Regions from separate parts of the Homo sapiens genome. Here region 1 is linked to region 2. A link is an interaction called in ENCODE POLR2A ChIA-PET data of the cell type or tissue named here. Cell type or tissue: CD4-positive, alpha-beta T cell. All regions are shown on one strand. Each heading gives the region's core, and the rest is flanking DNA. Links, peaks and the distances in the headings are about the cores only. Region 1 overlaps TSHR (thyroid stimulating hormone receptor). Region 2 overlaps GTF2A1 (general transcription factor IIA subunit 1).

Evidence for each region. Peaks named below come from ENCODE experiments on the same cell type or tissue, not always from the same donor. Only the 100,000 strongest peaks of a DNase experiment are listed, where the experiment ranks them.
Region 1: POLR2A ChIA-PET joins it to region 2 with 5 read pairs; 3 of 35 experiments call an interaction of 5 or more read pairs at or near these places.

The regions. Positions count from the first base shown.
Region 1 is chr14:81,015,685-81,032,189 of GRCh38, forward strand. All of the region lies in intron 1 of TSHR (thyroid stimulating hormone receptor), which reads left to right. The region is part of intron 8 of TSHR-AS1 (TSHR antisense RNA 1); the gene reads right to left. Among named protein-coding and RNA genes, the nearest start is that of TSHR, 68 kb to the left of the region's middle. In CD4-positive, alpha-beta T cell, for the core only: no CTCF peak of the experiment used is centred there; no DNase peak of the experiment used is centred there.
Region 2 is chr14:81,184,820-81,201,324 of GRCh38, forward strand. GTF2A1 (general transcription factor IIA subunit 1) reads right to left here. Exons shown (of 9, transcript NM_015859.4): 5 at 12,590-12,665; 6 at 11,289-11,422; 7 at 7,700-8,020; 8 at 712-801. Among named protein-coding and RNA genes, the nearest start is that of SNORA79, 9.8 kb to the right of the region's middle. In CD4-positive, alpha-beta T cell, for the core only: no CTCF peak of the experiment used is centred there; a DNase peak (open chromatin) is centred at 7,952; H3K27ac peaks cover 363 bases.

The DNA of each region.
Region 1 (16,505 bases), core at 4,854-8,853, 170 kb before region 2:
TAACTACAGTTACCATGTTGTACAATAGATATCTTAAACTTATTCCTCCTGTCTAACCGAAATTTTGTATCCTTTCACCAACATTTCCCCAACCCCTCATCCCCCCACTCCTCACCAGTAACCATCATTCTACTCTCTGCTTCTGTAGTTCAATTTTTTTAGATTCTACATATAAGTGAGATCATGCGGTATTTGTCTTTGTGTACCTGGCCAATTTCACTTAACATAACGTCCTCTAGTTTCATCCATGTTGTTGCAAATGACAGGATTTCTTTCTTTTTTAAGACTGAGTAGTATTCTATTGTGTATATGTGCCACTTAAAAAAAATCCATTCATGTGTAGATGGACACTTTGGCTGATTCCAAATCTTGACTATTGTGAATAATGCTGCAATGAACATGGGAATGCAGATATCTCTTTGACATACTGATTTCATTTCTTTGAATATATGCCCATAAGAGGGATTGCTGAATCATATGGTGGCTCTATTTTTAAGTTTTTCAGGGGCTTCCATGCTGCTTTCCACAGTGGCTGTACCAATTTGCAATCCTACCAACAGTCCACAAGTGATCCATTTTCTCCACACCTTCACCAACATTTATCTCGTCTTTGTGTTGATAACCATCCTAACAGATGTGAGGTGATCTCTCACTACGGTTTTGATTTGTGTTTCCCTGTTGATTAATGATGTTGAGCATTTTTAAATGTTTCTGTTGGCTATTTGTATTTCTGTATGTCTTCTTTTGAGGAGTGTTTCCAGGTCCTTTGACCATTTTTAATGGGTTATTTGTTTTCTTGCTATTGAGTTGAGTTTCTTATATATACTGGATATTAGCCCCTCACCAGATATATAGTTCACAAATATTTTCTCCTTGTCCATGAGCTGCCTTTTCATTGTGTTGTTTCCCTTGCTATGCAGAAGCTTTTTAATTTGATGTAATTCCACCTTTTGTTTGCTTCCTTTTATTGCCTGTGCTTTGGGGGTCATATCTAAAATATCATTAATGAGCAGCTTTTCCCCATTGTTTTCTTCAAGATCAATGTCAAAGAGGTTTTCCTTTCTGTTTTCTTCTAGTTTGAGGACTTATGTTTGGATTTTTAATCCATTTTGAGTTGATTTTTGTGTCTAGTATAGGGGTCTAGTTTCATTTTTTGGTATGTGGATATACAGTTTTCCTAACACCACTTATTGAAAAGACTATCAATTTATTAAAGAAAAGTTTTGATTTGTTTTATCCAAACACAGTTACAATGTTAGATGTGTGTTGGAAACCAGCATGTGAATGTCACCTCAACAAATTTTAACAACAGAAGGAATGGGAACAGCAAGGGGATGAGGAAATAAACAGAACATAGGATTTAACAATCAATGGGATATTAACACATTTATGCCTGAGGTTGCAATTTTTTGCATTTTTGCAATCAGACCTTGCAATGACCTTGAGCAGTAAGATATAATAACTCCCATGCTTAGCGTTCCAATAATGGAACACTAGGCATAAATGGGTTTAAGGGCACTTGGGGTCACAGATGTAAGCTTAGAAGGGGATTAAATGTGGCCAATGCCTTGCTTTTGCCCATTTAAAAAATTTCAACTAATTCTGATGTTGTTCTAACATTCTGTGATTACAGGATGGTAAGTTTGCATGGTGGAAGATCAGATTGGGCACCAGGATAATGGCCACAGGGACCTCAGTAGAGCTCCCAGTAACTCAAGGGCACCAGGAGTATGTAAGGAGTGGAGAGAGTGCACAAAGAAAAACTTGACCCACTTCATAATTTAAGCTAATGTCAATCCGCCTGGCACTTCAGAGTCTTATTTCTCAAAACGTGGCCCCAGAACAGCTGGTACCCAAATGCCCTGTGGGTCTGTTAAAAATTTAAGTTCCCAGAAGACACTCTAAACCAGTGGAATCAGAACACTGGGAATGGGGTCTGAGAAGATACATTCCAAACAAATAGCCTAGGCAATTCTTAGGTACTCTCGTGATTGAACCTCTGCACCAAAGAGGGAAAAGTATAAGTTAGAAAGGAATTTATAAGCACCATACACAAAAATAGCCATGACTCAGGCCTCCACATCTCATTTGTGCTGTCACTTCCCCTGGGAAGCCTGATCACCCCAAATGCCGCATTGTATAATCTTTTTTTTTTTTTTTTTTGAAATGGAGTGTCACTCTGTCGCCCAGGCTGGAGTACAATGACATGATCTCGGCTCATTGCAAGCTCCGCCTCCTGGGTTAAAGTGATTCTCCTGCCTCAGCCTCCTGAGTAGCTGGGATTACAGGTACCTACCACCACACCTGGCCAATTTTTTGTATTGTTAGTAGAGATGAGGTTTCATCATGTTGGCCAGGCTGGTCTCGAACTCCTGACCTCAAATGATCCACCTACCTCGGCATCCCAAAGTGCAGGAATTACAATAGTACCTAACATACTCTATTGAATTGCTGGCTTTTCTTTCTCTTTAGCCCATGTAATCCAGTGTCATTCATCTCCTCTGCTTAACAAAGAGCTTAGTTCATGAAAGCCGCCCAATAAATGTTCTTTAAATTAATAAATGACTTCATGTCTTGCTGTTCCAAAATATACTCCTTAACCTGCCTGAATACTTTCACTTCACTTTGCCAATTATTTCATTTGGTATATCTGAGAATTTTAGTTTAAATAATGAAATCAGTCAGTTATCCAGTAGGGTCAATTAATTCCACTTTCGCTTTCCCAAAGATTGTAGAGCAACCACACACAGCGAATGAGGAAGCAGTGATGCAAGTAATTTTGAAACACAGTTTTAGAGTTAAATTGTTTCTGGATGCAGGCATACAATAAATGGGTAAGTGCTGTGTGGGGGACACTGAGCACCGAAGAGTTGGAGGGAAAGCCCCAGGGAGTTATGAAAGGGAGTACAGGGAACAGGGAAGAAAAGGAAGATGTAACCTACTTATCTAAAACTTTTACCTAGAAATGAACCTGCATTCAGGGTCATGGTGGGAGAAAACACTCCTCCTCCTTTGATGGCTGTGACCTCCTCATAGTTCCTGAACATAGCACTCAAGCTGGTCCTAATCCCACTACATGAATAAGTGAAATAGGCTTTGAGAAACTAGTCTGAAAAGTTGGTCACCCTATGAAAAAATGCATGCAAAATCCCAGAAAACATTTCAAAACTTTTGAAATCTAACCAACTCAGAAATTGAGCAAAGCCAAGATTAGATGTGTCTTGCAGATCAACTTAGTGAAAGCAGATGTTACTCGTGAAGACAAAGGTCAGGACCCTAGAGACATAACAAGAAATATTTTATGAGAAGGAAACTTGATGTGGATTGAAAGGCAGAAGAAATGAAAAGAAAAAGGCACATGAACATTTTTAAGCAATTGTAACAGAATGACCAAATTGCCTGAACCCCAGACATATGATAAATCATATAACATGAATAGGCCCCCTTCAAATTGGTGGCATGCAACATGGCAAAACCCATCTCTACTAAAAATACAAAAATCAGCTGGGCTTGGTGGCGGGCACCTGTAGTCCCAACTACTCAGGAGGCAGAGACAGGAGAATCGCTTGAACCCAGGAGGCAGAGGTTGCAGTGAGCCAAGATCATGTCACTGCACTTCAGCCTGGGTGACACAGCAAGACTTTATCTCAAAAAAAAAAAAAAATGGTTGCATGAGCAATTATAGTGATGGTGACTCCAGTTTTGCCAAGATATAAGCAAGATTGAACAGGCCAGAAAATGTGGATATGTTAGTGCAAGCAAATCATCAATTCTTTTTTTTTTTTTTTTTTTGTATTTAAGTTCTGAGGTACATGTGCAGAATGTGGAGGTTTGTTACATAGGTATACATGTGCCATGGCTGTTTGCTGCACCCATCAACCCGTCATCTACATTAGGTATTTCTCCTAATGCTATCCCTCCCCTAGCCTCCCACCCCCCAACAGGCCCCGGTGTGTGATGTTCCCCTCCCTGTGTCCATGTGTTCTTATTGTTCAACTCCCACTTACGAGTGAGAACATGCAGTGTTTGGTTTTCTGTTCTGGTGTTAGTTTGCTGAGAATGATGGTTTCCAGCTTCACCCATGTCCCCACAAAGGACATGAACTCATCCTTTTTTATGGATGCATAGTATTCTATAGTGTATGTGCGCCACATTTTCTTTATTCAGTCTATCATTGATGGGCATTTGGGTTGGTTCCAAGTCTTTACTCTTGTGAACAGTGCTGCAATAAACATACATGTGCATGTGTCTTTATAGTAGAATGACTTATAATCCTTTGGGTATATACCCAGTAATGGGATTGCTGGGTCAAATGGTATTTCTAGTTCTAGATCCTTGAGGAATCGCCACACTGTCTTCCACAATGGTTGAACTAATTTACACTCCTACCAACAGTGTAAAACAAAACAACATATATTTATTAAACATATGTGTCTCTGTCTGTGTGTGTTACACTTAGGCACATAAAAGATATTTAACAAACATTGTTGAATGGATAAATGACTGAATGAGCAGCTACTATGTGTCAGGTGCTAGAAATAGCCAAAATGTTCTAAAAGACTGTGGGGAATTAGCAATTCCTTTTAGAACAGGAGTCCCCAACCCTGGGGCCATGAACCAGTACCTGTCCGTGGTCTGTTAGAAACCAGGCCACATAGAGGAAGTGAGTGGCAGGTGAGTGAGCAAAGCTTCATCTGTATTTTACAGCTGCTCCCCATCCCTCACATTACCACCTGAGCTCTGCCTCCTGTCAGATCAGCAGTGGCATTAGATTCTTATAGGAAAGTGAACCCTATTGTGAACTGCACATGCGAGGGACCTAGACTGCGTGTTCCTTAAGAGAATCTAATGCCTGATGACCTGAGGTGGAACTGAGGCAGCGATGCTAGCACTCAGCAGCAGCTGCAAATACAGGTTAACATCAGCAGAGAGGCTTGACTGCATAGAAACCATAATAAATCAATTGCTTGCAGACTCATATCAAAACCCTAAAAGTGAGTGACATGTGACAAGTAAGCTGCATCTGGTGGCAAGCTTTATAGTGGCAAGTGAGTTGATGTACTTCAATTGTACAGCTGTATCTGGTATCCTTAAAAGTATGTTTCAGACAATTTCAAATCTCCATATGTTCTGGATTGAAGTCAAGGCAGAATATCCTGAGATTGCTACAAAAGCTCTGAAAAGCCTGCTTCCATTTCCAACATCCTATCTTTGTGAAGCAGGGTTTTCTGCAGTGACAGCAACCAAAATGAGATTACAGAGTAGACTGGACATAAGCAACACACTTTGGGTGTCACTGTCTCCCATCACCCACAGATGGGACCATCTAGTTGCAGGAAAACAAGCTCGGGGCTCCCACTGACTCCACATTATGGTGAGTTGCATAATTATTTCATTATATATTACCATGTAATAATAATAGAAATAACATGCACAATACATGTAATATGCTTGATTCATCCCAGAACCATGCCCCCGACCCTGCCAGTCTATGGAAAAATTGTCTTCCATGAAACTGGTCCCTGGTACCAAAAAGGTTGGGAACCGCTGCTCTAGAATGTCCCCCTTGGCTGAGGAGTCCCTGATCAACCACTGAGGCTCTGCTTAAGTGTTCCCTCCCCTGCAAAGTCTACTATCACCCTAATTAATTACTATTCCACTGAAAAGCTCATCCCACCATCTTACACTGGTTAGATGTTTTACCTGCTTGTCTTCATTACTAGGATAAGGGGAAAAAAGATTCTGGGTTTGTTCCATATTTGTTTTCCCCAAATCTACTGTTTGTAATAGGGAAAGGGAGAAAGGAAAGGCATAAGAAAGAGAAGAGAGGACAGTAGGCAGGGAAAGAAGGAGAGCAAGGTGAAGTAAATCATGTTCTTTTGCCCCTAAGGAAATTATGTTACATGGTAGGTTTGTTGTTAGATACTGAGACCCTGATTCTACCTTATATTCAATGGACATTGTTTAATTGCATTTATTGCTTTACCACTCTGGAAAGAAATGTATTAATTTAAAATGTTTTGGATCAATTATTTCTTTTTATTACAGTTCTTACGGCTTATTGAAACCACTCAGCACACTTTTAAATATGTAAAATGTATGATCTGAGTCATGATAAAAAAGAAATTTCATAGGTAACAGCATCAGTAAATATGTGGCTGCACTTTCAGTGCTGACCTACCTATATTCTTTTCTGAGTTTACAACCTCAGTTATCAACAACTGACATTACTCAATAGTTGGCACATGGCATCCAATGCATGGACTTGAAAGTAGGCTTTTAAAATTACAGTAATCGGCCGCGTGCGGTGGCTCACGCCTGTAATCCCAGCACTTTGGGAGGCGGAAGTGGGCAGATCACGAGGTCAGGAGATCAAAACCATCCTGGCTAACATGGTGAAACCCCGTCTCTACTAAAAATACAAAAAAAAAAAAAAAAAGCCAGGCGTGGTGGTGGGTGCCTGTAGTCCCAGCTACTTGGGAGGCTGAGGCAAGAGAATGGCGTGAACACGAGAGGCGGAGCTTGCAGTGAGCCGAGATAGTGCCACTGCACTCCAGCCTGGGCAACAGAGCGAGACTCCGTCTCAAAAACAAAAACAAAACAAACAACAAAAAAATTACAGTAATTACTGTGGGCATGATAATTGTATGTGTCAACTTGTGTTGTGTGCCACAGTGTTTCCAGATATTTGGTCAAAGAGTTTTCTGGCTGTGGCTGAGGGGGTGTCTTCGATGAGATTAACATTTGCATCAGCAGACTGAGTGCTATGATTTGAATGTTTGTGTCCTCCTCTCCCCAGAATTCATTTATTGAAACTAACCCTTAATATGGTGGTATTAAGATGTGGGGTGTTTGGGGCCGGGCACGGTGGCTCACACCTGTAATACCAGCACTTTGGGAGGCTGAGGCAGGTGGATTACAAGGTCAGGAGATCGAGACCATCCTGGCCAACATGGTGAAACCCCATCTCTACTAAAAATACAAAAATTAGCCGGGCATGGTGGCACATACCTGTAGTCCCAGCTACTTGGGAGGCTGAGGCACAAGAATCGCTTGAACCCGGGAGGCAGAGGTTGCAGGGAGCCAAGATCATGCCACTGCACTCCAGCCCGGGCGACAAAGCGAGACTTCATCTCAAAAGAACAAAAAAAAAGATGTGGGGCGTTTGGGAGGTGATTGGGTCATGAAGGTGGAGCGCTCATTAATGAGCTTATTAAGGAGATTACTGCCCTTAGAAAAGAGCCCAAGAAGTCTATGTGCTCCTTCTGCCATCTAAGGACACAGCTAGAAGGCACCAAAGAGCAAGTCCCCACCAGACACTCAGTTTGCTGTGTGCATGTGGAGATCTCTTGGTGCCTTGATCTTGGGCTTCCCAGTTTCTAGAAGGTGAGAAATAAATTTCTATTGTCCATAAATTACTCAGTTTAACATATTCTGTTATAGCAGCCCAATGGCCTAAGACACTGAGTAAAGCAGATTGACCTGAATAGGCTATAAATGGAAAGGAAAACTCTTCCTGCCTGACTGCTTGATCTGGGACATCAGTCTTTATCTGTCTTCTGACTCAAACTAAAACATCAGCCCTTTGGGGAGTCTCAAGCCTACTGGCTTGAGATAAGGGGAAAGACCCACCCCCATGATTCAATTACCTTCCACTGAGTCCCTCCCACAGCACATGGGAATTCAAGATAAATTTGGGTGGGGACACAGCCAAACCACATCATCAGGGTTTTCTTACATAGTGTTGATAATCCTTTCCAGGGTACTGGGTGTAATGAGCCTTAAAGGTCTTTAGGACCCTGATGTAAAGACTAAATTAAAGATGTGTGTTTGGGGGCAAGTAGACCACTTCAGCACCTCCAGTGTTGAACTCATGGAGTTCTGGGTGGCCAGGGGCATTGTTCAATATCAAAAGAACCTTAAATGGCAGTCCCTTACTGGCAAGGTACCTCCTGACTTGAGGGACAAAGCATAAATGGAGTCAATCCAGAAAAAGAGTTCTCATTGTACAGGCCTTCTTGTACAACCAAAAGATTGGCAGGTGGTGTTTAACTTTTCCCTTCAAGGCTCAGGGGTTAGCTGCTTTATAGATAAGGGCAGTCCTTATCATAAACCGAACTGCATTTGCACAAAACAGTAGAGGTAGCCCATCTCTTCCTGCCTTAAATCCTGGTGCTGACTTCTTTTTCTTACTAATAAATGTCCTTCATGGCATTTTTTTGCAGAACAGGGCACCTTTATTTGCATTAAAAACCTATTTAGTACACCTACTATGTACCCCCTAAAATTTTAAAAAATTAAAATCTATTTAGGCAGATATTCTTCTCAGTGATTGTCTTAATGGTGCCTGGGAACTCATCTGCTGCCTATTGGTTGGCAAAACCTGATTCTCCTGTTATCGTCACATTTTTAAAACCAAACATCTTTCTAAAACTATCACACCATCTTTTGCTGGCATTAAATTCTTCAGCTTTAGTTCCTTTAACTTCCTTTTACTTTAAGTTGTTATATGACTTCACTTTTTTTCAAATAATAATAGAGTATTTAGGCATGGTTTTTTTTTGTTTGTTTGTTTGTTTGTTTTAGATGGAGTCTTGCTCTGTCACCAGTCTGGAGTGCAGTGGCGCAATCTCGGCTCACTGCAACCTCCACCTTCCGGGTTCAAGCGATTCTTCTGCCTCAGCCTCCCGAGTAGCTGGGACTACAGGTGCACGCCACCATGCCTGGCTAATTTTTTGTATTTTAGTAGAGACAGGGTTTCACCATTTTGGCCAGGATGGTCTCGATCTCCTGACCTCATGATCTGCCCACCTTGGCCTCCCAAAGTGCTGGGATTACAGGCTTGGGCCACCGTGCCTGGCCAGGTATGCCTTTCTTATAGCAATTCTGCACCGACATAAAAGCTCCATTTTCAATATGAGATAAAAAGGTATTTTGCAAAAAGTATAAGTTTTTATACCTGCTGGTGTAGCTGCAGTGACAGCCTCATGAATTTTCTTTCTTTTTTAACAATGGGCCTTGCACTAGATTCATTTATCTTGAAATGGCAGGCAATCGCAGCTGCAGACCTCCATCTATGGTAAACATCAAGCAGTTCAACTTTTTCCTGTCATGATTTTTCTCTGCTTCTTGGGAGCACTTTCAGCAACACTAATGGCACTTTGTATAGATCCCATGGTGTTATTCAAGGTTTACAGTATTGCACTAAATATAATGAAAAATATGTGAGAACAGTGAGAGGTCACTTTTTACTGTCATATGGAATTTACTGGAGACACAAACTGCTTATACAGAGATAATTAGTGACATGAAATTTTAAGCAGATACTTGCAACACCTGAGCTTAGCACAAAAGCAACAGGAGCTGGCTATGACATTTTTGCAGTAATACAGTATGTACAGTTAATTGTATGCAGTAATGATTTAATACTTTATGTTTGCTCACATTTCTCTTGACTGTGAATGGTACATGTGCAGTCTGTATTTGGGTTTGAAAGTTTTGAGAAATTTTAACTTTTTATAATAGATTTGTATGTATTTTATCATAATGTATGATAAAACAGATGAGTATATCCCTAGCTTTTTTCTTAATTTCTTTTTATATTTCCAGGCCATATGGTTCAACTGCAAGTTTTTAAAAATTGTTGCAAATCTCCAAAAAAGGATTCAATATGTTTATTTTTTAAAATTGTATATAATTAAACTTGCAGTTCAAAGATAGACTTGAACCCTAATTATTCCAATGGATAAATCAGTATAAATATGTAGTTATTTTTTTTTTAACATGAGAAGAGATGGGAAGTTGGTTTTGGACAAATCTGAAGCTGTTTCTATGATATTCTATAATATTGGTTTGTTTCCTTGATATTTATGTATCTTTCACATAAAAATAAAATATAATAGACAATACATTAAACTGGGAGCCCAGAAACTTTGGTTCTAGGATTGAATTATATGTGAGACATTCAATAAATCACTGAACCTTCTAGGCTTGAGTTCCCTCACTTTGAAAGTGAAAGGATGAAATATTTAGTTTCAGGATACTAAAGACATCTTGATCCCTAAACTGCTTTCTGGAAAAAAGCCAAAAGCAACAAGGAAATTTAGCAGTACACACTCCCATCTGTCATTATTAGAAAATCTTCATTAACTTCAACCATAATATATATGAAGAAAGGCTGGCAAGTATAGTGAATTTGGACCAGAGAGAGGCAAGAAACTGAAAGAAGATGGTTACTGGACCTCAAAGGATGACAGTGCAGAGGTCTTTGAAGTAAGTGATACACATCAAGGGGTAAGACATGATAGAACAAGATGGATGGCCTCAAGGAGCTCCTGAAACCCCACAAGAAACCCCTCCAATGCAGGGGATGTGATGACAAATGAAGACACATGCAGACAAGCTAACTCTACAAGAAACTATCTGTTTGGAAGACCAGATGAGAAACTGAATGATAAGCAGCTTGAGGCTGTCAATCTTTATCCGCCATTGAATGTAAACTCCAGGGAGGCAGAAATTTTTTTTCTGATTTATCTATTGCTGTATTCTCCAAACCTAGAGCAGTACCTGGCACAAAGCAGGTGCACAATAAATATTTGTATGATGGATGGATGAGTAAAGAAAGATTACAGCTAAACCACACAATCGACATACTTGTGTGTATGTGTGTGTGTATATGCACACGCATGCAAACATGCAAACATTACCCTGTCACCTCTAGAGAAAAATCCCTTCATTATTGAAAAGGAATTAACATAGGATTTATGCAAAAATAACCCTATTTACATAAAGAAGCAAGGCAACAAAACAAATAAAAATCATAAAAAGGGCAACCACCAAAAATATTTTTATTGCCCTAGAGAAGGTAAAACTTGTGACCAAAGTTATCTGTGAGTTCATAAAACTTAATGAATAAGGTGACCTTTCTGTGTTAGGACTCCAGAGTGAAGATAAGAAGTCTCAAATTTAAAAAAAGATAAGGCAATAAAAAATGTTAAAAAAGGTATTTGGTAGATCTTGGGATAGAAGTAAAAGAGCAAAATAAAAACATCAAAGAAATAAAAGCTTTGGGCCAGGCACAGTGGCTCACACCTGTAATCCCAGCACTTTGGAAGGTAGAGGCAGGCAGATCACCTGAGGTCAGGAGTTCAAGACCAGCCTGGCCAACACAGTGAAACCTCGTCTCTACTAAAAATACAAAAATTAGCTGGGTGTGGTGGCGGGCACCTATAATCCCAGCTATTTGGGAGGCTGAGGCAGGGGAATCACTTGAACCTGGGAGGCGGAGGTTGCAGTGAGCCAAGATCACGCCACTGCACTCCAGCCTGGGCAACAAGAGTGAAACTCCATCTCAAAAAAAAAAAAAAAAGAAAGGCCTTAATGGGAACAGCAATGTTGCCCATGTTGAAAATATAAGTGAAGACATTCATGACATCTTGAGAAAGTGGAGCAAAATGAAATAGAAAAGAAAAAAGACTAGAGTAGGAAAAAATTGTAGATCGAGAACACAGGGGAAATTGACAGGTACAACACATTGGATTTTTATTAGAAATTATATGTAAAACATTCAATATTCTTGTTTTTAAAGACAAAATCAGAAAAAAATGGAGAACAAAAATATCCAAAGTTATATCAAAAAACTCCTGAAATAAGAGATTTGAATCTGTAGAATTAAAGGACACACAATATTCCAGCAAACATAAATATCTATTAATTTCCATGCATAATCTAGTAAAGTTAAGGAACTTCAAAGAAAAATAAAGAACCCAAGAGTATCTAAAAAAGGTGAGGGCATAAATATCTTATCTGAAAAGCAAAAGAATAAAGCTAGCTTCAAATTTCTCTCCATTCAGTGCTAGGAATAATGAAATCATCAAGTTCTCAGGGTAACAAAGTATGACCCCTAAATTATATACCCAGACACACCAGGCTTGTTTCTTCTGTCCATCTGTGCAATAACTTTTTCAAATGTGTAAAACGTAGGGGAAAAAAACCTACATGAGCTTTAAAAAAGCTGTTAGCCAACTAGGTCAACCAAGATATAAATGATGAGCTATGAGCATTAAGTCATTTTAAATTTAAAACTAAGGTTAAAATGACTTCAGGAAATTAGGGTGTGCAGAACAGAATAGAAATGTAATAAGTTATCCCTTTATAAAAATAATATAACTAACAAAAATCAGGAGCGAGAGGGAAATGAAAATGGGAGATAATTTAAGTACCAATCTTCTCATTTTTAAATATATTGTTTAAGGCTGATCTGAGACTAAGGCTGATCTAAGATTAAGCACATAACTAACCAAAATGAGTGTAGCAGAAAAGAAAAGCAAGAAGATGGAAGTAACTGGACATATTCTAAAAGCATCATTCATAGTGAGAAATTAATAGGTACTGTTTAAAGGAAGAGAGACCTTACGATACATAAAGTTATATCTTACAAAGTAACAAATTACTAGAGGAACTCAAGTAGATCATAAGCCTTTCATATTATGAAAAATTGACCTTAGAAATCACAGACCAATGGTAAAATATTAAAAACAAAGTGTAATGAACTTATCCTTCCAGGAATGCTGGTTTACATCACATAAACCACTCCTGGTAAGAAAAATTAGCAAAGCAGGATTCAAAAAAATTTAATCGCAAAATAGTAAACAATTATGAAACAAAGAGGAGAAAAAGGGAAATCAGAGAGGTAAATCCTAGGAACGTGATTCAAGGAATAGTTGAGCAGAGGTTTGGCAGCACTATAGGGCTAGACAGTAAGAAAAAAAAATCTATCAAGAAAGGATCTCTGATAAACCCCCTACATTGAGTTGGGATCCCAAAGGGCTCCATCTAGTAGTAAGGGGTAGCTGGAAAAAAAACTTGGGACAGAAGTCCAGTTTTCAACCATCTTAGTTCCTCTAATTGGATTACGGTAATATAAGATTGCTAGTTCCCCTAACCAACTGCCATGAGCAAATGGAAATCCTACCAGGAAATACAATTTTAGGCTTCAAATGATTTCAACACTTTTTGTATACAACATCTTGCACACAATAAAAAGTAACCAGACAAATGAGAAGAGAAGATGATGTAATAAAAAATTGAGAGAAATACCAGCAACAGAAATGAATGCACAGGAGATTCAGAATATGAATAATCAGACATTTTACAATTTTTAATAGAGAAAATTTTTTTAAACCCAAAATGGATTCTTTGAAAAGACTAATAAAATTGATAAACCTTTGGTAAGGTTGATTGAGGAAATAAAGAATCAGAAATAAAAAAGGAGTCTATTATCACAGAGCCTATAGATATTTTTAAATTATATTATTTAAATATATTAACTTTATGTCTCTAAATTTGAAATTTTTAATAAAATGGATATATTTCTATAAAAAACAATTTACCAAAACTGACATATGAAGAAATAGAAAATATGAATCATTCTGTAACCTTTAAAAGAATTAAAAACCATAACAAAGGCCATCATGATTTCCCCAGAGTTATTTAACTCCCTTTTCCCATGTAAAATTTACTTCCAAATCTTTGAGAAGGCATTCCTTACTTCAGCAATAGGAATCTTCAGGGTTTTTTTTAATTATGAGGACATATTTTCCCTTCCTCATCTTATTTAACTCAGTGTTATAAAACTGTTCTATGATTTACTTTTGAGGATTATATATATTAGCTTCTCATATATTTCATACCCTAGGAGTTTAGATCATATAGCATGATAGTGAAGGGAGAAAGGGAGAAAAGTGGGAGACATGGAAGGGGAGCGAAAAGAGAGCTGTCCTGATTTGGATTGTTACAGTTCCATATCTGCACCCCCAGCAGTTTATTTATGATGGAGAGAAAATAAGTAAAAATATATGTGACTTGATTTTCAGTTTGAAAATGTGTTAATGAGAAAAAAACCCAAATCAATCTAATTCTTTATGCTTACTTTATGGAAATAAAAAATTTCTGTACTATGTGGTAGAAATGAGTGTGTGCCATTCTGGGAAACTGTTCTTCAGACCACCTGGTGACCTATCAGTTAATCAAAGCATTTGACATTTTTTCTAAAGAAAAGAGGGTGAAATAATAACTTGGCCTTTCTTAAAAAAATATACCCATGGATTCTGTATCCTTGCCAGTTGTCTATTACATAGTTTGTTGAGACTGCCCAACGTTGTCTGGAATTTCCAAGCCTCAGCGCTATAAAAATAATTCACTAGAACTGCCTCAAAATAATTTATATTGTGTAATTACTTAACACTGCACTTTGGACTACAGTATGGGATGGATATGCTAGGAATTATGCTGGGTTCAGTGAGAGTTCTGCACAAAGGCCTCTTTTGCCGTAACTACCAGGTTCTTGATGTTTAAGGAATTGTGTTGATAGGCCCTAGAAACTTAGGACCTACAATTACTGGAGCATATTTATTGCAGCACAGAAGAGAGTTGATGGTGGCTGATACAATATTGGTATAAACAAGGTCACTAGTGTTCCAGTATGAACATTCAAGAGCCCTTAGGGAAAACAAAGAAGTCACTTTCACAAAGAACTTTCAATTGCCTGCTCTCTGATACTAAAACAGAATTTAAAAATGAACCTAGTTCATTTTTTTTCTTGTCTCTTGGCGAAAAGACCACAGAAAACTGATCCTTCACTTAATTTCAAGCAAAAATTGTATTGTTTTTGGTGAAATCCATTTTTTACCTCAAGGATTCAGCCTAAGGTTATCACATCAAAATATATTTTCTTTAAAAATCTGAAGTTTGGCCTTGAATTTTAAAGGAAATTCTGCTTGAATTATTATATAGGATGAAATATTTAAGTATTAATCTTTTTTTCTCTCTTTCAATGAATTAAGACAAATACAAGCACCTTTTAAAAATCAGGCAGGGAAATAAATGCTAATTAAATTCTCTTACCAGTAGTTTTTCATTTTGTGAAACAAACTTTTCTAGATCGGATAGACTTTACTGACGAGTGTTTTTGATAATGCTGAATGGAATTGAGTATGACCTCCCAGATACAGATGCATTTGGACTTCTCATCCACTTAGTCTTTTTCATTCAAACTGGAAAATCATGTGGTTTCATTTTTATTATTTTTTTAATTGAGAGGATTGTCAGGAGAAAATATGTATGTGGCTTTATTTTTATTTTAACCAATAAGATTGTCAGTAGGAAATGCATTCTGAATATAGCACACATGGGGCAAATGTTCCTTTTTGGTCATGACATTTTTTCATTATAATGGAGGTTTGCCAGGGCATATACCATGTTTTAATGCCTTTTACATATAAAATCACAACAAGATAAGACTTTAGACCTCTCTGTAAAAGCTGCGGTATAATGGGAACTAGCATGCTCTGACTGGTTGCCTCAATTAATAAAACAGTCAGGAAATCTCGAGGGTTTCCTTCCACAGATTTGAGTATCCCTTGATGACCTGCATAAACCCTAGTTCTTATAAATCTGTTCACTCTCCTGCACCGGAGGAAGGGGAGATGGAAAGCTGGCCTGTTGGTGACATACACAGCATTATGCTTAGAAAAGTATGGGTTTCTTCCATGCTACCATCCTACTCTTGGCATGAAATTATACTTTGTGATCCTACAGTCATACATATGAAGGAACTACACACATAGGAGACAGCGTGACCCTAGGCTCTGACTGGGTATCTTTGTTTATATTTTGATAAAGAAGTTTATGGAAAAAGTTATTTTTAATTGAACAATAATTTGAGGCATGGTAAAAAAAATATGTATTGTCTAGGAATTATTATTTAATATTTAGAAAAAAACATGAGGCTTTAACTTGAAGAAATAAATATATTTTCAGGGAAAATCTATGTTGTTTCTTATTTATTTGCACTTTGGTACTCTAGAACACCATTAGGATGTCTTGTTTCAGATTTTAAAGGTAGGTATTATCCCTGTGATCCTTCGTGTGCAAACTAGCTTAGCAACCTGCGCCCAGGAGAGTAACCACAGAGGCAGTGGATCTATCCCATGCTCCCTTGCATGAACCAGCCTGGCACTTTGCCCACAGGGAAGCAGCGCCAGAACCAGCAAACTAGCCACACAAACTCTAGCAGCCTAGGTCACAGAGGCACTTACAGGCATCACTGACATTGACTATAGAAACTTCAGAGAGGCTACACTACTGTCCTCACCCAGAACCAAAGCCAATGCACTCTACCCAACTGACTCCCTAGGACACACCTTCAGGTGAAAGTCTTCCCCTCTGGAAGCTACTGTATAAAACTGGAAGAGGCAATTCTTCCACCAGATGCATAGGTATCAACAGAGGGACACAAGAAACACGACACTGCCAAATAAGCACAGTGATTCCCCAGTTACTTAACACAAAGAAATAGAAATTTATGAATCTTAAGGAAACTCAGATACAAGAGAACATAGATAGACATTTCAAATACATTGGGAAGATAATTTATGATCTGTATGAGAAATTGAACAAAGAGATAGATATCATTAAAAAGAACCAAACAAACTTCCACTTGAGCA
Region 2 (16,505 bases), core at 6,146-10,145:
ATGCAACGTAATATTTGCATGCATTATAAATTTAATGATTGCAATAAAAAAACTGTATTACAATTTAAATGTCTTGAAAACAAAAATCTCAGAAATAATACAAATAAATGTAACAAAAATACTTGGAAAGAAGCACCCTGTCTAGGAATTAAGAAAATAAGGAATCAATGGCTAGTTTTCACAGTATCTGGTTTAAAAATTCCTTAATGTTAGCAAACTACAGCAAAGTTAAATAATATTTTAAATAATTTTCAGTAAAAACTTATGTTTGTTTTTAGCACTGTTCATTGCCTTAGTCTTTTCCTTAATAATAAAAACAGTTACAGAGATTCAATTGAACCCTTCTAGTTTTGAGATAGTTGAGGCTAAATAGAAAACAGAATTATCTCATTGAGTTAGCTATTACCACAAAGGACAACCTCAAAGTGGCTGTTTACTCTGCTTACAAGTTCAAAGACTGTCTAAATAGAAAAAGAAGATCGTAGCTCTTTTCATTTCATTCATAACTTATTTTTCAAACATAAAGCTAAGAAATTAATCTTTCATTCTATTAAAATAATCCACAAAACTCTAACAGGGTTTTCGTACTATTCATAATGAATTTAAGAGGCATGAATCAGCTGCCCAAATGTTTCAATAAGGCAGAAAGAATAATGTAGGGAAGAAATTACAACACAAATAACGTCAGTAATCTGAAGATGACATCCTTACCTTATCATATTGGCATACAACAACATTTTCTGTGTCAAAGAGTTCCTGTCCTTCCTCATCACTCACATCATCTTCACTATTGAGGGGCTCCTACAAATAAAAGGAGAGTTCTTATTACTATAAGAAGGCCTTAATATTCACTGAAAAAAAAAATATAATGACCTTGATGTTCTTTGAGAACCAAATGCCAAATGCATATATGTACGCCATGAATTTAATATTGTCAAATCAGCTGTTAACAGTTTGCCAATATTACTGAAATGTAAGAAATTAAATATAATTAAATTAGCTAAGCTATGTAATTTTTAAGTCTGAAAAGATGTTTATCTTTATTTTCTTCTTTCTTTTTTTGAGACACAGTCTCGCTCTGTAGCCAGGCTGGTGCAATCTCGGCTCACTGCAACCTCTGCCTCCCGGCTTCGAGCAATTCTCCTGCCTCAGCCTCCCCAGTAGCTGGCACTACTGGCACGCGCCACCACACCCAGCTAATTTTTGTGTTTTTAGTACAGACGGTGTTTCACAATGTTGGCCAAGATGGTCTTGATCTCTTGACCTCGTGATCCACCCCGCCTAGGCCTCCCAAAGTGCTGGGATTACAGGCGTGAGCCACCACACCCGGCCTATCTTTATTTTCTTTATTTTTTAAAAACAGTACAAGAAGATAATTCTCTACAATAACTGTTTAAGATGCCTAGAAAAGGACCTAATATGAAGGTTCAAAAGAGCTAATGGCACTATGTACTACAAATCATATAAAACAGAAAACAGTGGAGAAATTAGAGGAGAAAAGAAGAGCAATGCAATAGGCTAGCAGTCTGCCTTGCTGTCTTTACATTAAAGAACTTGGACTCTAAATACAAATCAGCATGTTTAGCATGATGATGGTTATGGTAGAGGTATGAAGCAGAATTAAGATTCAGACTTTTTTTTTTTCTTAAAGGCAGAAAGTAGGAAATCTCAGCATTAAAGAGAGTTAGGGGCCAAGATAAAACCTAACTAGAGCATAAAATAAACAACCATGTTAAATTTCGCTTCAATTGTGACAGAAGATAGAAGATGTAACTGAGATTTCTAATAAATGCAGAAAGAGAAGACAAAACCAAAGTAGAGAAGACAATAATCAAGACTATATTATGGACAGGCACAGTGGCTCATGCCTGTTAATTCTAGCACTTTGGGTGGCCTAGGCGGGACAATCACTTCAGGCCAGGAGTTTGAGACCAGCCAGGGAAATACAGTGAGATGCCACCTCTACAAAAAATAAAAAAAATTAGCGAGGTATGGTGGCATATGCCTATAGTCCCACCTACTCAGGAGGATGAGGGTGGGAGGATTACTTGAACCCAGGTGGTTGAAGCTATGAGCCTTGATCACACCATTGCACTCCAGCCTGGACAACAACCTGAGACTCTATATCAACAATAAGAACAAAAAAAAAAAATTATTATGTCTAGGCCTATACCTACTTACACAGGTGTGTATGTATAGATATTCTTTAATTTAAAATAGGTATCATCAATGTAAAATGAAAAAAATTTTCTACACCAGGCGTGGTGGCTCACACCTGTAATTCCAGCACTTTGGGAGGCTGAGGCAGGCAGATCACGAGGTCAGGAGATCGAGACCATCCTGGCTAACACGGTGAAACCCCGTCTCTACTAAAAATACAAAAAAATTAGCCGGGCATGGTGGCAGGTGCCTGTAGTCCCAGCTACTCGGGAGGCTGAGGCAGGAGAATGGCGGGAACCCAGAAGGCGGAGCCTGCAGTAAGCCAAGATTGCACCACTGCACTCCAGCCTGGGCAGCAGAGTGAAACTCCGTCTCAAAAAAAAAAAAAAAAATCTCTGAGGTAAAATTCAAGTTAACAACATTCACTATTTTAGCATTTGTACATGTACAATTCAGGTGCAATGAACATTTACAGTGTATATAACACTCACCACTACCTAGTTCCAGAACATTTCATCACTCTTACCTATTAAGCTGTCACTCCCCATTCTCCCTGTCCCCTGGCAATCTATAATCTGCTGTCTGTATGGATTTGCCTATTCTGGATATTTCATATAAATGGAATCATATAATATGTGGCGTTGTGTGGCTGATGTCTTTCACATAGCATGTTTTCAAGGTTCATCCATGTTGTAGCATATACGAATACTTCATTCTTCTTATGGCTAAATAATATTCCACTGTTATCAGCTGATGAACATTTGGGTTTATACCACTTGGATATCATAAATAGGGCTGCTATGAACAGTCACATACAAGTTTTTGTTGAAAAACATGTTTTCAGTTCTCTTGTGTATATATTTAAGAGTGGAACTGCTGGGTCATATGGATAATTCTATACTGAATTTTTGAGGACTATCAAACTGTTTCCCACAGCAGCTGTACCATTTTACATTTCCACCAACAATGCACAAGGGCTCCAATTTCTCCAAATCCTCACCAGCATTTATTTTCTCTTTCTTTTTTGAGTATAGCTATTCTAGAAGGTGTAAAGTGGTTATCTCAGTGTGGTTTTCATTTGCATTTCTCTAATGACTAATGATGCTGAGCATCTTTTCATATGCTTGTTAGCTATTTGTGTATCTTCTTTGGAGAAATGTCTATTCAAGTTCTTTGCCAGTTTTTAAATTGCATTATCTTTTTGTTGTTACGCTGTTTAAGAGTTCTTTATATATTCTGGATAGTAGATCCTTATCAAATACATGATTTGCAAATATTTTCTCCCAGCTACTCAGGAGGCTGAGGCAGAAAGATCACTCCAGCCCGGGAGGTCAAGATGCTGAGGCTGCAGTGAGCCACGATCATGCCACTGCACTCCAGTCTGGGCAACAGAGTGAGATTCTGTCTCAAACAAAAACAAAAACAAAAACCACCTTTTTAATCTACAAAGTCCACTTTTTCTTTGATTGCTTGTACTCTGGGTGTCATGTCTAAGAAAACTGTTGCAAGCGGCTGGGCACAATGGCTCACGCCTGTAATCCCAGTACTTTGCGAGGCCGAGGTGGGCAGATCACGAGGTCAGGAGATCGAGACTATCCTGGCTAACACAGTGAAACCCCGTCTCTACTAAAAAAAAAAATACAAAAAATTAGCCGGGCATGGTGGCGGGCACCTGTAGTCCCAGCTACTTGGGAGGCTGAGGCAGGAGAATGGTGTGAACCCGGGAGGCTGAGCTTGCAGTGAGCCGACATCGCGCCACTGCACTCCAGCCTGGGCGATAGCGTGAGACTCTGTCTCGAAAAAAAAAAAAAGAAACTGTTGCCAAAGCTATGGAGATTTACCCCTATGTTTTCTTCTAAGAGTTTTATAATTTCAGCTCTTAGATGTAGGTCCCTAATCCACTTTAATTTTTGTATGTGGTATGCCGTAGGGGTCCAACTTAACTCTTTTGCATGCGGATATCTAATTGTCCAAGCATAATTTGTTGAAGACTATTCTGTCCCTACTGAATAGTCTTGGTTGATGTTAAAGTTTTGCAACAAATAGCATAAATAGCAATATTCTATTTTAAAAAGATTAAGTTTACAGATCCAAAATGTTTGAAAAGTGAAAGAATGAAAAAAGCTGTACCAGGCAAATTCTAACCACAACAAAGCTGGTACAGCTCTAACAGTATCATACAAACAGACTTCATGGTTAAAAAAAATTTACTAGCAATAACTTAAGACATTGTATGATCATAAATGGTTCAACTCACTGAGAAAAAACAATGAATGTTAAACTTACATGCACCTGTTTTGAGGCTCAAAATACAAAAAGGAAAAATGGCAGAAAAACAAGAAGAAATATATCAACTACCATAGCAGGAAACATGAACATATCTCACTCAGTAGTAAAAAATGGATCAAGTGGCCAGGCGCGGTGGCTCATGCCTATAATCCCAGCACTTTGGGAGGCCAAGGTGGGCGGATCACGAGGTCAGGAGATCAAGACCATCCTGGCTAACACAGCGAAACCCCATCTCTACTAAAAATACAAAAAATTAGCCGGGCGAGGTGGCGGGCACCTCTAGTCCCAGCTACTCAGGAGGCTGAGGCAGGAGAATGGCGTAAACCCGGGGGATGGAGCATGCAGTGAGCAGAGATAGTGCCACTGCACTCCAGCTTGGGTGACAGAGCGAGACTCCATCTCAAAAAAAAAATGGATCAAGCACACAAAAAATATCAAGGATACATAAAGAGCATCTGAGCAAACCTACTGACAATATAAATCTAACAGACACATACAAATACCAAACAAGTGCAGAAAACACATTCTTTTCAAAGCATATACAAAAACTGACCAAATCAAGCAAGTCTCAAGCAATTTCAAAAGATTCACACATCACACAGATCATATTCTCTACAAACAAAACAGTTAAGTCAGAAAAGAATAGAATGGGAAAAACACACTAGAGAGAATAAAGCTAAAAGTTTACTCTTTGAAAACATTAATAAAATCAACACATCCCTGGTAAGACTGAACAGGGAAAAAAAAAGATGGCACAATAATTATATTAGGAATGAAGATGACAAAGGATTCTGGCATCAAAAAGACAATATCATGATTAACTTCATGTTAATCAACTTGAAAATTTAGATAAATATATAGAGAGTCCTAGAAAAATATAACTTATCAAAACGGTCTCAAACAGAAACAAAATACTTGAAGGGCATGAGATTACTAGACCCAGGTATCTGTAGTGTCATGTTTTAACAAATATCAACAGAAGAATTAAATACAATCTTTGAAAAAAAAAAAAGAGTTCAAAATACAGGAAACATGTCCCCAAATTCATTTAACAAAGCTACCATAACTGAAAACCTTGTAAGAAGAGTATGAGAACAGAAAATCACACAGTATCTATCAATCATAAATATCTACAAAAAAGTCCTCAACAAAATGAATTCAGCAATTTATAAAAAGAGAAATATAAAATGATCAAGTTGTGCTATCCCAGGAGTACAAGATTGGTTTACAAATAGAAAATCAATTAATGAAATCCATTATAAATAACATTACGTGAGAAATTATACAAATCATTGCAGAAAAGGTGTTTAATTAAATGCAACATTCACTTACAGTTTAAAAAACAAAGCAATGCAAAGAAGGGAATTTACTTAACCTGATGAAGATATCCATTAAAAAAAAAGAAAACCCACAACAAACATTAAACTTAACAGTGAAGCATGGAAAAGATTACTTTTCAGTTTAAGAAGAAGAGAAGAGTGCCTGCTATCACCACTTCTAATCAATACTGTTCCCGAAGGCTTAGCCAATGAGCCACAAAAAACTGCCGTTCTTCATATAAGATGTGAAAGTCTACACAGAAGATACAAAAGAATCTACAGATACATTATGAGGACTAACAAAAGACATTAGGACGGTGGCTGGTTCAAGGATGAATATTAAAAGCGCTACATATTTCCATCCTACCAATAAACTGGAAAAGGTAATAAAAACATGTTACTTCAAGAAGCACTGAAACTATGAAGAATTTAGGGGGAGGAAACGGGCAAGAGACCTCAATAAGCACTTCTATACAAAACACAAATATCAAATAAATATACAAAAAGAGGCTAAAACTCCTAAGTGAGGAAATGCAAACTAAAACCAAAATGAAATAATACTATTTTCTACCTACCAGACCAGCAAAAATCAGGAAGCCTGACACTATCAGGTATTGATAAGGGGGTATGGACATCTGCACAATTATGTATTGAATGGCAGAAGTGATTTGGCATTTTATTATAAAGTTGCAGATGTGCATGACTTAGGAGCCAGAAGTTCAATGTTCGGTATAAAATTTAGAGAACCTCTTGCATTTGTGTCCCCAGAAGACATACACTACAATATTTTATAACTGTTTGTAACAGTAAACAACAAGAAACAATCCTTATGTCCACTGGATTAGAAAAATTGACAAATAAAATTATGGTATATTCAGCAATGAAAATAATTATAGCTATATGCAACAACTTGGATAAACCTCAGGAATATCATTTTAAGGGGAAAAAACCAACTTGCAGAAGAATACGTAATTACTTCATTTACGTTGTAAACATGCAAAACTAAACAATATGCTATTTAGGAATATAAATATATATGGTAAAATATAAAAGCAATTAATAATCAACACAAATGTATGAGCAAAGGTACTTTGATGGCCTAGGAATGATGGGATTAGGGAGAGGCATCTAAGGCACTTTAAATAATGGAATTTTATTTTAACTAGATGGTGGGCACCAGGATGATTTTTATCTTGAAACATTTCTATTCATTTGTGTCTATTCAATATTCAATAATAAACTATGTTTTCTTCAGAAAAAAAATTACTTAGATAATTTAGAAGAACTTTGTACTAAGAAACAAAAAGACTGCATTTTAGGCTAACGAAGGCAATTAACAGTGAAAATTGTGGTGGGACAAATAGTTTTTGGAGCCTAGTAACTAAGCTGAAATAGTGAGGAAAACAAAGGCATATTTATATGCTTCTAGAAGAACACAGACATTAAGGGTACATAGGTTTTTAAGGAAGTGGTATAGAACATGGACCAAAAGGTTTTAAATATTTAATAAATTTGTGACATTTGGTTCTTGAGTTTGCTCTCTCCCCAAATGTTGCCACGCTTTTTAAATTACTGAAGCAAAAGATTAACCACATCTATTTATCTACCAATGTCTTATGTTTAAGCCACATTATAAATGCGTAAGCCAGAGTTAGAATTACCTGTACTCTTTACTACACATATTAATACAATTTAATTTGTTATACATTTTTTATTACCAGCTATATGAAAGTTATATTTTATGAAGATAAATATAGCCAGAATATAAAAACCTTACTAAAGTTAAAACAATCTAACTTTATCTTTAAAATCTTATGTTGTACAGCACCTAACAGTCTCTGAAAAAAACAGGATATAATTTATCAGTGTTGTACCAACTAAAAAAGGAAATAATCAAGTAGATTATTTTAAGTATGTTACTAGAAACTTACTTCTTCCACCTGCCCATCTTCAGCTCCATCTTTCTCTTTGTCTTCCTCCTCATCATCATCATAGTCTTCTTCTTCATCTTCATCTTCTTCAGATGATGTATCCCCAGTTCCATCAACTTGTAAGACCAATGGAGCTTGTGTTTGAGCAGGCTGGGCCTGCGGTTGCTGCTGGCCAGTTGCAGTTATCTGTGCTTGGGCTGGTGTAGGTGCTGCCACTGTCGTAGGTATAACTTGAGTCTTATTTCCTGTAAATAAGATTTGCTGAGGCTGGATGATGACACCTGTCTGTGGTGAAATCCCTCCAGGAAGAGGAGCCAGCACCTAAAGCAAAAGAAAACCACATAACAGTAACTAGTTAAGAGGATCAAGTATGGTACACAGAAATAGAAACAAATGCTTAAGATTCACCAGAATGGCCATATTTCATACACAGTTAAAAACTACCAAAGTACAAAAGCAATTAGTTTAACTAGTGTAGTGACCCATTAAATTTCTATTTTATCAAATTTCTAGAAAATAAGGATTTTCTAAAGATAACTGCTTCATTTATTGAGCACATACTATGTATATGCCAGCTACCAGGACAAAAGTTATACACTGCCTTCACATGAAGAACACTGGACTGAGAATCTGAAAACCTGGGTCTACCTTTTTTTTTTTTTTTTATAGATGGAGTCTCGTTCTGTCACCCAGGCTGGAGTGCAATGGTGTGATCTCGGCTCACTGCAACCCCTGCCTCCTGGGTTCAAGCAATTCTCCCACCTCAGCCTCCTGAGTAGCTGGGACTACAGGTGCGCGCCACCATGCCCGGCTAATTTTGTTATTTTTAGCAGAGACGGGGTTTTGCCATGTTGGTCAGGCTGGTCTCGAACTCACGACCTCATGATCCGCCCGCCTCCCAAAGTGCTGGGATTACAGGCGTGAGCCACAACGCCTGGCCAACCTGGGTCTACTTTTGTCTAAAGTCAGACATAAATACAGCAGACGCAAGTCATTTAACTCCTCTTGGCCTCTGTCGTTTCACTGTCAAACTAGGCTTAATGGTTCTCAATCCTGGCTGCAAATATGAACCACCTGGCAACTTAAAAAGTACTGATACCTTGGCCATACCCCTAATATTCTGACTCAGTGTGAGATAAAAGCTAATTATTTTTCTAAAAACCACCAGATCAGATTTCTGAAGTTCCTTTCCAGGTTCTGCATCTAGGATTCTAAAGTAAGCCACAACTTGAAAAAATATATACTAACAAATATTAACTATATGTATTATAATAAAGGAGGAGGACTAGATGCTTGTTACTTGCCATTAGGTTCAAGGAATGCAAAAATAAGACACAGTATTTCCTTTAAAATGCTTACACGTGGTGTAACAACACAAAAGACAAAAAAATGGTATAATAGACAAAGCACTAACAACTCAAAAACACAGCAGATGTAGTACAAATATGACACAGTGTTATGGGAACACAAGAGAGTGTACCAAATTCAACTTAGGGGACAAAGCATGATCAAATATTACTTATATTATTAGTAAGTAGTTTCTGTTTGTGCTTAAAGGCAGCGGTCCCCAACCCCTGTTAGAAACTGGGCTGCACAGCAGGAGGTGAGTGGTGGATGAGCCAGCATCACCACCTGAACTCTGCTTCCTGTCAGATCAGCAGCAGCATGAGATTCTCATAGGAGCAGGAACCCTACTGTGAACTGCACATGCAAGGATGGAGGTTGTGCACTCCTTATGCCTGATGACCTGAATTAAAAGTTTCACCCCGAAACCATCCCTGCTGCCCAGTACATGGAAAAATTGTCTTCTGCAAAAACCAGTCCCTGGTGTCAAAAAGCTAAGAGACTGCTGCTTTAAGGAGATTAGCCAGGTTTTTCTATTTGTTTGGGGGAAGTGCAGGGAGTTGCCAGACGGCATTCTTAAGAGAAGTGTAACATCAAGTGAAACCCAGAAGTGACAGCAGTACATAATTTTGGAAAGATGTAAATAAACTGGATTAATAGTACTGCTCTGATCTTGTCTCTATCATAATACTATTTTACTGACATTTAAAAAAGAGACAGACACATAAACATATAAAGTACATAAGTTCCTCAAGAAAATAACCATTCCTCTTTCATTTTAGTGCCACAGCACAAGAATATAACACAAGTAGATCCAAGTGTTTATTTTGATGTAAATGCAGCTAAAGAAAATAACTGGGAGCATGGCAAGAAATAAACCTGGAGAGTTCAAAGAAACAAGATCCACAAAAAGATTTTATAAACCATGTTGAGTTGTTTAGGCTCTTCTCAGTAGGCAATGAAAAGCTGTTAAAAGTTTTAGGATTTTTAGAAAGATAGGCCAGGCACAGTGGCTCACGCCCATAATCCCAGCACTTTGGGAGGCAAAAGCGGGCAGATCACCTGAAGTCAGGAGTTCAAGTCCAACCTAGACATGGTGAAACTCTGTCTCTATTAAAAATACAAAAATTAGCTGGGCACAGTGGTGCGTGCCACTAATCCCAGCTACTCAGGAGGCTGAGGCAGGAGAATCACTTGAACCCAGGAGGCGGGAGTTGCAGTGAGCTGAGATTGCGCCATTGCACTCCACCCTAGGTGACAGAGACTCTGTCTCAAAAAAAAAAAAAAAAAAAGATGACTATAAATCAGCCAGGTTAGGAGGGCAAAAGATGAGAGGCAGAGAAACCATTAAGAAGACAATGCAGCATTTTAGTGACAAATCATGGACAGTATGAACTAAGGAAATGAAAAAAGAGGCTGAGAAAAAAACAGTGTCAAACATATTAAGGGACTGCAACCATGGCAAAACTGCAGTTAAAGAAAAAAAAAAGGCCGGGCGCAGTGGCTCACACCTGTAATCCCAGCACTTTGGGAGGCCGAGGCGGGTGGATCACAAGGTAAGGAGATAGAAACCATCCTAGCTAACACGGTGAAACCCCATCTCTACTAAAAATACAAAAGTTAGCCAAGTGTGGTGGTGGGCGCCTGTAGTCCCAGCTACTTGGGAGGCTGAGGCAGGAGAATGGCATGAACCCAGCAAGCAGAGGTTGCAGTGAGCTGAGATCGCGCCACTGCACTCCAGCCTGGGTGAAAGAGCAAGACTCTGTCTCGAAAAAAAAAAAAAAAAGAAAAGAAAAACTATTAACAAGAATTGGTAGGGCTTGATACCTTGGGTATTAGAGGTAAGGAAAAGGGAGGATTCTACACACCCACTTCCAGTAAGCATCATAAAACTAGAGTCATGTCTGTGTCATTCACTCCTAAATCCCCTGACCCTTGTGAATACCCCGAGACTCAGTAACTGCTTATTGAATAAAGGCTGAATGACCAGCTTAGGAAGCTGGAAGGAGAGTGCTGCCACCTTCGAGGGGATGATGAAGGATGGGCAGAGACAACAGTAATTGTTTAATACATGTTTAATACATGCTGAATCTAAGTTAAGCTGTATACAGGAGAAATTTGAAACAACTGGGTCTGTAGCACTGAAAAAGAGTCTTTTGTGCATATAAGGAGAGGGAAACTACCCAGGGAATACATACAGAATAAAACAGAACCCCATACTGATCATAATAGAAGATTATTTTACCTGCTGTATAACAGGAGCTTGTACTCCACCAGGCTGCATTTGTGGTATAACCTGTTGTTGTAGAACCACTGACTGCTGAGGCTGAAAGATATATTGGGCACCATTGGCTGCTCTGACCACCTGAAGAAGCTGGCCTAAAGCAAAAAGCATGCATTCCGAGTTATCATTTTAGCAGTGACCATCTCAAAAGAAATGAATTCATATTTAATTTCATACCACCAAAGGCACAAGAAATTATCAAGAAAACTAACAATTTTATTAAAGGTTGTCATTCATACACAGTATGCATAATCCTCCCCTTCTCTGACTTCTCGCCATGTTCAAATACATTCCTTAAAATGTTTTATTTTTCATATTTACATCCTCATTCAGCTATTTCCAACAAGGTTTTAACAACAGATTATGAGACTTGACTAAAGCTTACATTATCTTTGCTAACCTTAGGAGTGAAGAAAGAGCAGTAAGATCAGACACTTCGGGAGCTGTTCATTTTTAAAGCTTTAAAGGAACAAAAGCTTAATAGCTCATTTAATATCTTGAACCAAACAAAGCACCAAAGAACTTTGCTTCAAAATTGGTAAAAGCAATAAAAGTTCACAGAACCAGTTATCATCATTGTCATACAATTCACACAGAATCAAATTCCCCCAATATGTTCCTTTAGACAACCCAGAATCTTGAATTGATTAAAAAGCAAATTACATCTTATTAAAATATGTAGCAAGACAAGCCCCTAATTTCACAAATTTACAAATTAACAAAAATAACATACACAGAATAGAAAATAAATAATAACTATATAATCAAGATTATAGGGAACACTTAAAATCCATGTAAATAAATTTTTCAAGCACCAATATGCCAAAACACATGAGCTAGACATTGGTCTTTTGTCAATGAAGAGATACTATGTATAATAATAGCATACAATAAATTTGCTCTTAATATGCTCTAGGAATTACTTTGATATCACAAGTTCAAAGAAGTTTAATACTCACTTGGCATGTTAAATGTGTTCAGTAAAAAACTAAGTAAGCATTTTTATATAATCATACTTCAATAATAGGGTTATCATGCACAGATCAAAGGTTCAAGTACAATTTTCATCTTCTTTACTGTATCCTCAACAACGATTACAGTTATATGTGTTACAGCCCTCAAATAAAGTTATTTTAATAACCTAAACCAAATGGTAAAAGAAATATTAGTATTTTCTGTCTTTCAAAGAAGACAAAACCTAAGGGCTAGATAGTACAATTTTCTGAATTACATTTTAAAATGGTTCCATCATTCCTAATTACCTGAATTTGTTAATATCTGCTGAACAGGAGTCACACCTGCAGGGAGTGCTAAGGTAGCAGCTGTAGCAGCAGCACTCTGAAAAAAACAAAGAAAAAATATCAAAACCACATACATGTATAATACTGTTTCTCTCTAGCATATTTTAATAGTGTATGAAACTTTTTGTTTAGAATATACCAAAATTTAAAAAATCTAGTAAGGCTAAATCCCATTTTATAAAATGGTACAAGACTGACCAACCTAGCCTCCAACCTACTAAATTATTTTAAGCAGTTAAATACAACAATATAATTGGGTTTTTTCCCCTAGAGAAGGTGCTCTAAGTAAATCTCACAGGTACTGCAGTTTTTTTTTCCTTCTTGTCCCATCAATCTTCTTTAAGGTACCAAGCCTTCCTATACTCAATCTAACCTACACATTTTTAGACAATACCCACATTAACAATGCTGTACAATATATGAAATGGCTATTTCATTATTGCTTCCTTTCCCACTGTTTCCTTATCCCCATTTCCTTGAGATAAAAGTATAATTATCTACTTTTTAGAATTCTTAACTTTTAAAATTTCTACTAAAATCAACAGATATCTATAAAGAACACTGTATCAGAAGACTTCACTGGGAGTACAGCTGACAATTCTTCTAAGATGTCATATTAGCAAAGAAAAAAGGGACATACTGGCATTATATTCTAGGTGAAACATGCATTAATAACAGATTAATACAAAAAATCTGTAAATCTTAAGAAAAGTCACACCAGGCAGACTGGCTCACGCCTGTAATCCCAGCACTTTAGGAGGCCCACGTGGGCAGATCGCTTGAGCTCAGGAGTTTGAGACCAGCCTGGGCAATATGGTGAAATCCCATTTCTACAAAAAATACAAAAATTAGCTGAGCAGGGTGGTGCACACCTGTAGTCCCAGCTACTTGGGAGGGTGAGGTGGGAGGATGGCTTGAACCTGAAGGTGGAGGTTGCAGTGAGCCGAGATTGTGCCACTGCACTCCAGCCTGGGCAATAGTCACAAACTTTAGTTTCAACATTTTGAAATCAAGTTAGTATGTGACACTTAAGTTATAAAGATATAGACGGGATTATATTATGAATTTCTTTAAATCCAGGACAAATTCTTGACTTCCTGGAGAGTTCTGGAGAGTTTTCTCCTCCTGTCCTCCCGCAAAGAATTATGCCATTCTCTGGTTTTTTATTCTGCACTTTAAGTATTTTCCTGTATCCCGCTATAGCTACACATTTTGGTAGTTTTTTCCCTCTCTTTTCAATCTTCTTTAGCTACCAACCATTCATACATTCAATCTAACCTATACAGTTTTAGAACTACCCATATCTGAAAAAGCTTAAAAAAATAAATATAACTGCTTTGGAAATGCTAGTGTCAGAGAAGTCAACAAACTTAGAAAATTATTAAACTGAGTTAATAGTTCAACTACTGTCTAGTCTGGGCTCTAGGTACATAGCTTTCCAAGAAAATACACTTGTTGCCACTTGACAAACCTAAGTAATTTCTACATCTTGGGCCTGAAATTCCCACTGTGTCTCCAGAATTTAACTATAGCCCACCCGGGTGATTCGTATTTAAGTTGGATACTCAATTACCCAATTTAAAATAAAACTTGGCTATATAAGCAAATTAAAGGTTATCTAAGTTTAAGGAAAATATTAACCACCACATACTATTAAGAAATATTTAAAAAGAAAAAAACAAAAATATTTAGAAATATTAAGTGCCTATAATTCATATTTTGAAAGACAGCAATTCTCCCTCTACCAGCAAACTGACATAGTAGTTTCCATATAGAATACACGACCCAATAACTACCTGCACACCCTCCACAAATTCAAGCTGCATAACATATATTTGCTGAGTCATGTACCATACACTAACCACCTTATACTTAATAACTATTAAAATTTCTTCTTGTATTCCACAAAACAGCCCAAACACAAATAATGCATTAGACCAATCATTTCATAAAAAAGAACCGAAAACAATGGTTTTCTAGAAGTTCCCTGAAATAGCCTTCTACTATATTATCTCACGTTTTTATGATTAGTTCATTTCTAATGCAAACAGAGCCATTAGAAAGAACAAATATATTTTTGCTATTTCTAAATCAGAATAATGCAAACCCACAAAAACCTAAAACACTTTTATTGGTACAGAGCCTATACTGATTATGTTCAGAAATACATGAAGGAAACACTGACTAAAAACAACAAAGTAAAATGTAAAATATACAGAAATGTTAAATCAATTTTCCTGAGTAACTGACCTATGATTTGTTTAAATACATATGCTCTTTAGAATAAAGGAGACTTAACCAGTAAGTAAGAGATGGACCACTAATTTTTATCCCAGAAATAACTTACTAATTCAAAATTCTCTTCCACAACATTTAAAATTCTTTTAGAGGGGCCTACCACAAGAGACTCTGCCAAAATTTGTTTTAAAATAATGTGAGTTATTCCCTAGGATATAGTCTTAATAACATCAACTACAATAAGCAACATATAGTGAGACTTTTTTTTTTTTAAGGGTGGAGGTTAAAAAAAATTGGGGCCTTAGACTTAAAATGGAGTTTTTTCCAATAAAAAATCTTGTGAGAAATAACAGGCATGAAATTTTTTATTTTCATGTAAACGAAAAGATTCTAGAAACTGCAACTACAAGTACAAACAGAGATCCTCGATATTTGTGAATTTAAAAACTGCAATTTCTACTATCATGTAGAAACTTTCAATTCTGCCACAGTATGAATTTGTGAGGCTGGTAATGTGTAGGAGGAAGTCATCTGTCTAGTGGGTAAGCCCTTCTTATCTGGCTTATAAACCACAAATGAACTTTGTGATTCAGTATCACTCACAAAGTAGAACTCATCTTTTCATACACTGCTTTTTGGTTTAAAAAAAAACTTGAGGCTGGGCGTGGTGGCTCACACCTGTAATCCTAACACTTCAGGAGGCCGAGGTGGGCAGATCGCTTGAGGTGAGGAGTTGGGCGACCAGCCTGGCCAACATGGTGAAACCCTGTCTCTACTAAAAGTACAAAAAAATTAGCCAGGTGTGGTGACATACACCTGTACTCCCAGCTACTCAGGAGGCTGAGGTGGGAGGATCACTTGAACCTAGGAGGCGGAGGTTGCAGTTAGCCAAGATCACACCACTGCACTCCAGCCTGGGTGACAGGGTAAGACTCCATCTTCAAAAAAAAAAAAAAACTTGAACGGAGGGAAAAAAAAATCTCATTTCTAGTACTAACTAGTTACATAGGTTAAAAGATCTTTTTACAAATATTGATTCTTTCACCTTTAAATAAAAGTTTTGGCTGAAGAATGAAATGTAAGAGCTGAGTCACCACTCAATGAAATCAACAGTCTGTATATTTTAAACAGAATAAAGAAAAACCATTTATAAGGAAGTATTGAACTACTCTAATCTGACTATATTTTAATGTTTTATCCAAAAAAAAAAAAAAAACAAAAAACAACTTCAAGGATATAGGTAAAGATTTTCTAAGGATCTGAAGAGGTTCTTTCAAGTTTACAGTTAACCTATACTACATTTGTTGAGAAATATTATATGTCTGAAATGTAATTTGAAAATATGAGTGAGGACTTGTAAAGTTTAGTGGATAGTCCTCAGAAATATAAAAATTCTAATATAACTCAGCTGGTTAAAATGTATTCTGTGGTAATTTACACACTATAATGACTTATTAGACTATACTATGGTTAAGTCAGAGTAATATTTTTAAATGCTTGATTTTAAAAATAGTTATACTGAACTATCCAGTCTATCTTCATTTTTTAAAAGTTCACAATTCTTAGCCTTCCCACCCTCTTGCAATTACTAGGTCTCCTGAAACAGAACCATACTTGGCATTATAAGCTTGGTAGGTAC